2 separate regions of the Homo sapiens genome follow, and region 2 is linked to region 1. A link is an interaction called in ENCODE POLR2A ChIA-PET data of the cell type or tissue named here. Cell type or tissue: MCF 10A. All regions are shown on one strand. Links, peaks and the distances in the headings refer to the core of each region. The heading gives the core; the rest is flanking DNA.

What was found. Peaks named below come from ENCODE experiments on the same cell type or tissue, not always from the same donor. Only the 100,000 strongest peaks of a DNase experiment are listed, where the experiment ranks them.
Region 2: POLR2A ChIA-PET joins it to region 1 with 7 read pairs; 6 of 35 experiments call an interaction of 5 or more read pairs at or near these places.

What each region holds. Positions count from the first base shown.
Region 1 is chr5:168,645,249-168,649,326 of GRCh38, forward strand. No RefSeq gene overlaps it. Among named protein-coding and RNA genes, the nearest start is that of SLIT3-AS2, 60 kb to the right of the region's middle. In MCF 10A, for the core only: no CTCF peak of the experiment used is centred there; DNase peaks (open chromatin) are centred at 1,293 and 2,033.
Region 2 is chr5:168,569,175-168,572,542 of GRCh38, forward strand. The region is part of intron 1 of PANK3 (pantothenate kinase 3); the gene reads right to left. Among named protein-coding and RNA genes, the nearest start is that of PANK3, 8.5 kb to the right of the region's middle. In MCF 10A, for the core only: no CTCF peak of the experiment used is centred there; no DNase peak of the experiment used is centred there.

The DNA.
Region 1 (4,078 bases), core at 608-3,107:
ATATGACAGTGGTCCCATAAAATTATAATGGAGCTGGAAAATTCCTATCACCTGGTAACACTGTGGTCATCATAATGTCTCCACACAACGCATTACTCAGGTGTTTGTGGTGATGCTGGTGTAAACCTACTGGGCTGGCAGTGATATAAAAGTATAGTGCATACAATTATGTACAGTATATAATACTTGATAAAGATATAACTATACTATACTTTTATTGTTATTTTAGCGTGTACGTCTTCTAGTTGTAAAAAAAATTTACTGTAAAATGGTATGCTGTGTTACACCAGCAGCAGCTTCATGTATCTTGTGTTTTATTGTAGCTCTTGATTGCACAGTTTTCTCTTGTGTATGATTTAATCTCATTTTGTTTTGTTCATTATGGGTCCCTAAGCGTACAAGATATCCTGCTAATGTTGTCAGTAGGAGGCCACAGTGAGTAACTGACCTGGAAATGAAATTAAAAGTGATTAATTAAGGGACAGGGCACAGTGGCTCATTCCTATAACCCCAGTGCTTCAAGAGCCTGAGGTGGAAGGATGGCTTCAGACCAGGAGTTCGAGACCAGTCTGGGCAACATAGTGAGACCCTGTCTCTACAAAAAAAAAAAAAGAAAGAAATTAAAAAAATGATTAAGGACTATGAAAGTGGAAAATCAGTGATGGTTATTTCTTGCCAGAAATGCCTGCCCCATCGACCCTAGCTATGATCTGAAAGGACAGGAACAAAGTGATGAAAGCTAGCTGGGCGTGGTGGCTCACGCCTATAATCCCAGCACTTTGGGAGGCTGAGGTGGGTGGATCACTTGAGGCCAGGATTTTGAGACCAGCCTGGTCAACATGGTGAAACCACATCTCTACTAAAAATACAAAAATTCGCCGGGTGTGGTGGCATGCGCCTGTAATCCCAGCTACTTGGGAGGTTGAGGCATGAGAATCACTTGAACCCAGGAGGCAAAGGGTACAGTGAGCCGAGATTGAGCCACTGCACTCCAGCCTGGGCAACAGAGCGAGACTCTCTCTCAGAAAAAAAAAAAAGTGATGAAAGCTGTTAAAGGATTTGCTTCATTGAAGGCAATGAGATAACAGAAATTCAGGAAGGTCCTCTATAAGATATGAAGAAACTTCTGATGACCTGGGTTGGAGACCAGGCACAGAAGTGTATCCCTCTCAGCACTACGACAATCATGGCCAAAGCACGAAGTTTGTTTGCAATGTTCAGAGAAAAGGCCGGACCTAACTACAGTGTTGAAGTATTGCTAGCTCTGGGTGATTTAAACAGTTCAAGCATCGTAATTCATTACATATTGTGAAAGTGAGTGGCAAGTCTGTGCATGCTGATGTGAAGGCAGCTGAAGAATTTTTGGAAACTCTAGAAAGGCTGATTATGGAGGAAAATCACTTGCCAGAGCAAATCGTCAATATGGATGAAAACCCCCTATTTTGGAAATGGATGCCTGAAAAGACTTTTATCTAGAAGGAGACCAAGTCAATGCCAGGTTTCAAGGCTTTTAAGGACAGGACAACAGTCTTTCTCAGAGGCAATGCTGCAGGCTACAAACTGAAATCCTTTGTGATCTGGCACAGTGAGAACCCCAGGGCCTTCAAGCATACCAGTAAGCACACCACAGGAGCAATAAGAAGTCACAGATGACCCAGCTACTCCTGAATTGCTATGCCAGTGAAATGAAGTACTATTTGGAGAATAAGATACCTTTCAAGGTTTTGCATATGGTTTATAATGTTCCCACACATCCTCCTTTTATTGGTGATCTTCATCCCAATACCAAGGTAGTGTCTCTCCCTCCAAACATTACCTCTTTGATTGAACCAATGAATCAAGGTGTTATATCAGCTTTTAAGGACTGCTACCTGAGGAAGACCTTTGTCCAGGCTGTTGCTACACCTGAGGGAGAGACTGAGATGACAGTGATGCAATTCTGGAAGGATTACAACACAGGTATGATTGCATCAAGAACCTTGGTTGGGCTTGGGGTGATGTCACCAAGAAGTATGTGAATGGCATCTGGAAGAAGACACTTAGCATTTCTCCATGACTTCAGAGGATTTGCCAAGGATGAGGAGGTTGCAAAAATCAACAAGTTTGTGGTTGAGATGGCAAACAGCTTTGACCTGGGTGTGGATGAGAATGACACTGAGGAGCTCCTAGAGGTGGTTCTTGAGGAATTGACTAATAAGGAGTTGTTGGAAATGAAACAGGAATGCATAGCTGAAGAAGAGGCAAGAAAAAAGGAAACTGCATGTATTAGTCTGTTCTCATGCTGCTATAAAGAACTGCCCAAGACCAGGTAATTTATAAAGGAAAGAGGTTTAATTGACTCACAGTCCTGCATGGCTTGGGAGGCCTCAGGAAACTTACAATCATGGCAGAAGGCACCTATTCAGGAGGGGGCAGGAGAGAGAAGAATGAGAATAGAGCGAAGGAGGAAGCCCCTTATGAAACCATTAGATCTCATGAAAACTCACTCATTATCACAACAGTATGGGGAAAACTGCCCCCATGATTCAATTATCTCCACCTGGTCCCTCCCATGACACATGGGGATTGTGGGAACTACAATTCAAGATGAGATTTGGGTGGGGATACAGCCAAACCATATCGCTGCAGGGGAAGAAAAAGAAGAACCCCCAAGAAAATGGACAGTGAAGGATTTGTAGCACAAGCTTTTTCAGACCTTAGCAAGTTCCTTTAAAAGCTTGGAAGTGTGGAGGCAACACCAAACAGTCTTCTTTATCATAATTTTTATTTTAGGTTCAGAGGTACATGTGCAGGTTTGTTATATAGGTAAACTGTCATGGGGACTAAAAAATTTTCATTAATAGAGAGGAATGGTGCGTAATCTGCTTACAAGCAAATCTGTGAGAAAAAATGAAGCAAATCTACTAAGTGACCATAGACATATTTCTGAAAAGAGTGACACCTCCACAAGAAGAGCCTCAGGCAGGTTTCTTAGGTGTTATTCCAGAAGAAGGCATTTGTTGTCATGGGAGATGACAGCTGTGTGTGTTATTGCCACTGAAGACCTTCCAGTGGGACAAGATATGGGGGTGGAAGACAGTGACATTGATCCTGACCCTGTATAGGCCTAGGCTAATGTGTTTGTGTCTTAGTTTTTAATAAAAAAGTTTAAAAAGTAAAAAAAAATAAAAATAGATAAAAGCTTATAAGGTTTATAAATATTTTTGTACAGCTGTTATTATTTTGTATTAATTTGTATTTTGTATTATTTATATTTGTATTAATTTTACTTATGAAATAACTTTAGTTACAAAGTAATTATTACAAAACTTATTTTAAGCACAAACACATTATTTTGTAACAAGAGTTAAAAAGTTAAAAAGTTTAAAAGGAAAAAAGTTAGAGTAAGCTAAGTTTAATTTATTATTGAAGAAAAAATATTTAAAAAATAAATTTAGTACAGCCTAAGAGTATAATGTTGATAAAGTCTACAGTAGTGTACAGTAATGTCCTAGGCCTTCACATTCACTCACCACTCACTGACTCACCTAGAGCAACTTCCAGTCCTGCAAGCTCCATTCACGGTAAGTTCCCTATATAGGTGTATCATTTTTTTAATCTTGTATATCATATTTTTACTGTAACTTTTCTAAGTTTAGATATTTCTAGCTACATAAATAATTGTCATTGTGTTATAATTCCCTACAACATTCAGTACAGCAACATGCTGTATAGGTTTGTAATCTAAGAGTGATAAGTTATACCATATAGCCTAGGTATGTAGTAGGCTATACCATATAGGTTTGTGTAAGTATGCTCGATGATATTCATACATAAAATTGCTTAATGATTCATTTCTCATAACGTTCCTCTGTTGTTATGTGACACATGATTGTATTGTCATATTTTCCTGGCTGTTTGTATGTTGCATTTTTAAAGTTTTTTCTAATTTTTTTCAAGGTCTTTGCTATCTCCAATATCTGACTCATCTTTGGGTCTGCTTCTGTTGACTATTCTCTTGACTGTCATATTTTTCTGGCTGTTTGTATGCTATATTATGCCATTCTTGCATTTCTATAAAGAAATATCTGAGACTGGG
Region 2 (3,368 bases), core at 475-2,974, 76 kb before region 1:
TCAAAGTTTTTTTTTTTTTTTTTTTTTTGAGATGGAGTCTCGCTCTGTTGCCCAGGCTGGAGTGCAGTGGCGCGATCTTGGCTCACTGCAAACTCCGCCTCCCGGGTTCACGCCATTCTCCTGCCTCAGCCTCCCGAGTAGCTGGGACTACAGGTGCCCACCACCACGCCTGCCTAATTTTTTTTTTTTTTGTATTTTTAGTAGAGACGGGGTTTCACCGTGTTAGCCAGGATGGTCTCGATCTCCTGACCTTGTGATCCGCCTGCCTCTGCCTCCCAAAGTGCTGGGATTGCAGGCGTGAGCCACCGCGCTCGGCCCTTCAAAGTTTTATTAATATATTTTCTAAAAACGTATAGGGTGCTTAGAGTTGACCCAGGATCTTTTAATTCCTGGCCTGGTAGGCAACCCCTTTTCATTTACTAAATACCATGTGCTCCAGGGATGAGAAAAAATTCAGATCATTCTTTTTTCAATAAATAGGTCAACACTAAGGGCATGAAAATCTTTGTTTCTATAAGCATTTTAATACAATAAAACTGGCCTATAATCACTTCAAGTAACCCAGGAGAAAAGCACCTCCTTAAAAAGCAATTCCTGCCAGGTATGGTGCTCACACCTGAAATCCCAATACTTTGGGAGGCTGAGGTAGGGGGGATCGCTTGAAAACAGGAGTTTGAAACCAGCCTTGGCAATATAACAAGATCCTGTCTCCGCAAAAAATTTAAAAATTAGCTGGGCGTGGCAGCATGCACCTGTAGTCCCAGTTACAGGAGGCTGAGGCAGGAGGATCACTTGAGTCCAGGAGGCTGGGGCTGCGGTGAGCCATGTTTGCACCACTACACTGCAGATTAGGTAACAGAGTGAGATCCTGTCATAAAAAACAAACCCAAAAAGCAATTCCCTTCAGTAAATAATCATTATCTCCAGGCCGGGCGCGGTGGCTTACGCCTGTGATCCCAGCACTTTGGGAGGCCGAGACGGGTGGATCACGAGGTCAGGAGATCGAGACCTTCCTGGCTAACACAGCGAAACCCCGTCTCTACTAAAAAAATACAAAAAAATTAGCCGGCCGTGGTGGCAGGCGCCTGTAGTCCCAGCTACTCTGGAGGCTGAGGCAGGAGAATGGCGTGAACCCGGGAGGTGGAGCTTGCAGTGAGCAGAGATCGCGCCATTGCACTCCAGCCTGGGCGACGGAGCAAGACTCCGTCTCAAAAAAAAAAAAAAAGAAAGAAAGAAAGAAAGAAAGAAAATCATCATCTCCTCTACACCAGGAAACAGGAATGCATATGAATAAAATACCTGCCCTGAAGGAGCGCTCAATGTAGCAGGGGAATATAAATAAAACACATTAAGAACGAGATACACAAAATAAAATTTTATATAAGTATAGATTAATAGAAGGAATGATAAACCCTATGCCTGTGTTTGACCGTAGAAAATACTAAAACAACAAAAAACCCCATCCAAAGGTGAAGAGGCATACGTCAGTACGGTTAAGGAACTAGAAAAAGGGGGAAGTCTAAGGAAATAGATGAAGGACCTTGCACACTTAGCTAAAGAGCTTAGACTTGAACTTTTTAGACAACGGGAACACTACTGACGTTCTAAGTAAGAGAGTGGCACAGTCTACCTTCAAATTAGAAAGCAAACAAACTTTCTACTTTGGCAGTGTACAGGATAATATAAATGAGCTGCTTAAGATGTGCCAGTAAAGTAAGGCCAGCGATAGAGGCCATCTTAAGTAACACCCTCTTGAAAAAAATGGTATAGACCATTTACAAAACCCTTATCATTTAAAAACAGATTCCTGACGTCTTACCTCAGAGGCACTGGACAATAATCTTTAAGAGTGAGATACGGGATGCTATTAAAAATTATATACTGTATATATTCGGAAGATTATACTATAGTCAGATCTAAATGGCATTTGAAAATGACTGGCTTTGGTCACCTGATTCCTTCAGGTTATGAAATTCAGTTTTACAACGTGATTTCCTTATATTTATTGGCCACAATCCTTATACTGACACAAAGGAGTATTTTCCAATTGTTCCCAAGGAAGTCAGTATTATAATATTATGAATTACAAAATTCAAATTTTTAGAATTAGTTTAAAGCACAACTGATTCAGTTCTTCATAGAATTACAGCTAACATTTACTGAGTGCTCACTACCTGTCAGACACAGGCTCATTTAATCCTCAGTACCCCCACTATAAGATTGCTCTATTAAGTGTACCACTTAGACAAGGAGGCAAAGCAATTACAAACTTGCCTGAGGTCAAACTGTTAAGTGACAGTGCCAAGATTCCATCCTAAAAATATATATTTCTATTCTCTAGGATCTTAACTATTATGACAGAGACTCAAAAAGAGTTTAATACTCAAGATACATGGATTAAAATGTCTGGCAACAAAATATATTTAACAGTTTTTATGTAAAAGTTGCCAATAAAAATTATTTCTAAAATTCTACTTTCTCATTTTATTTGATATGTGTGTGCATTACAAAACCAGGAACATATAATTCAATGAGAAAGAAGTCTATACATTTCTCCATTTTATAATTTACACATTTACTAAAATTAGTATATAATTTTTAATACGAGGAAGGAGTAATCCTCATTATCTTCTTTTGGAGAAATAGCTCGTTCGTCTTTATATTTGAAACTCAAATTAGAGATCTGGAGCTACATTACAGATAATCTTAAGAAACAGTATTCTGTATTCTGGAAAGGTACTTCCAGTGTAGGAAAAAAAGTTTTTTAAAAAAGTAAAATGACATTAGACCATAATTTGGGAAGCCAGGGGCAGCTTTGAGCTCAAACACAATACTTCATCACGTCAACTATAAACAGGTATAAATAACTAAGCAACATAAGCAGAAGAAAGTGACTATATTTTCTCAGTTTTGTTGAGTGCCTAGCAACATAGGCCTTTTTTTTTTTTTTTTTTTTTGAGATGGAGTCTTGCTCTGTGGCCCAGACTGGAGTGCAGTGGCATGATCTCTGCTAACTGTAGCCTCCACCTCCTGGGTTCATGCAATTCTCCTGCCTCAGCCTCCCAAGTAGCTGGGACTACAGGTGTGCACTACCACGACCAACTAATTTTTTTATTTTTAGTAAAGAAGGGGTTTCACCATGTTGACTAGGATGGTTTTGATCTCCTAACCTTGTGTGTGTGTGTGTGCAACAAGGCTGTTTATTTCACCTGGGTGCAGGCGGGCTAAGTCCGAAAAGAGAGTCAGCAAAGGGTGGTGGGATTATCATTAGTTCTTATAGGTTTTGGGATAGGCAGTGGAGTTAGGAGCAATGTTTTGAGGGCAGGGGGTGGATCTCACAAAGTACATTCTCAAGGGTGGTGAGAATT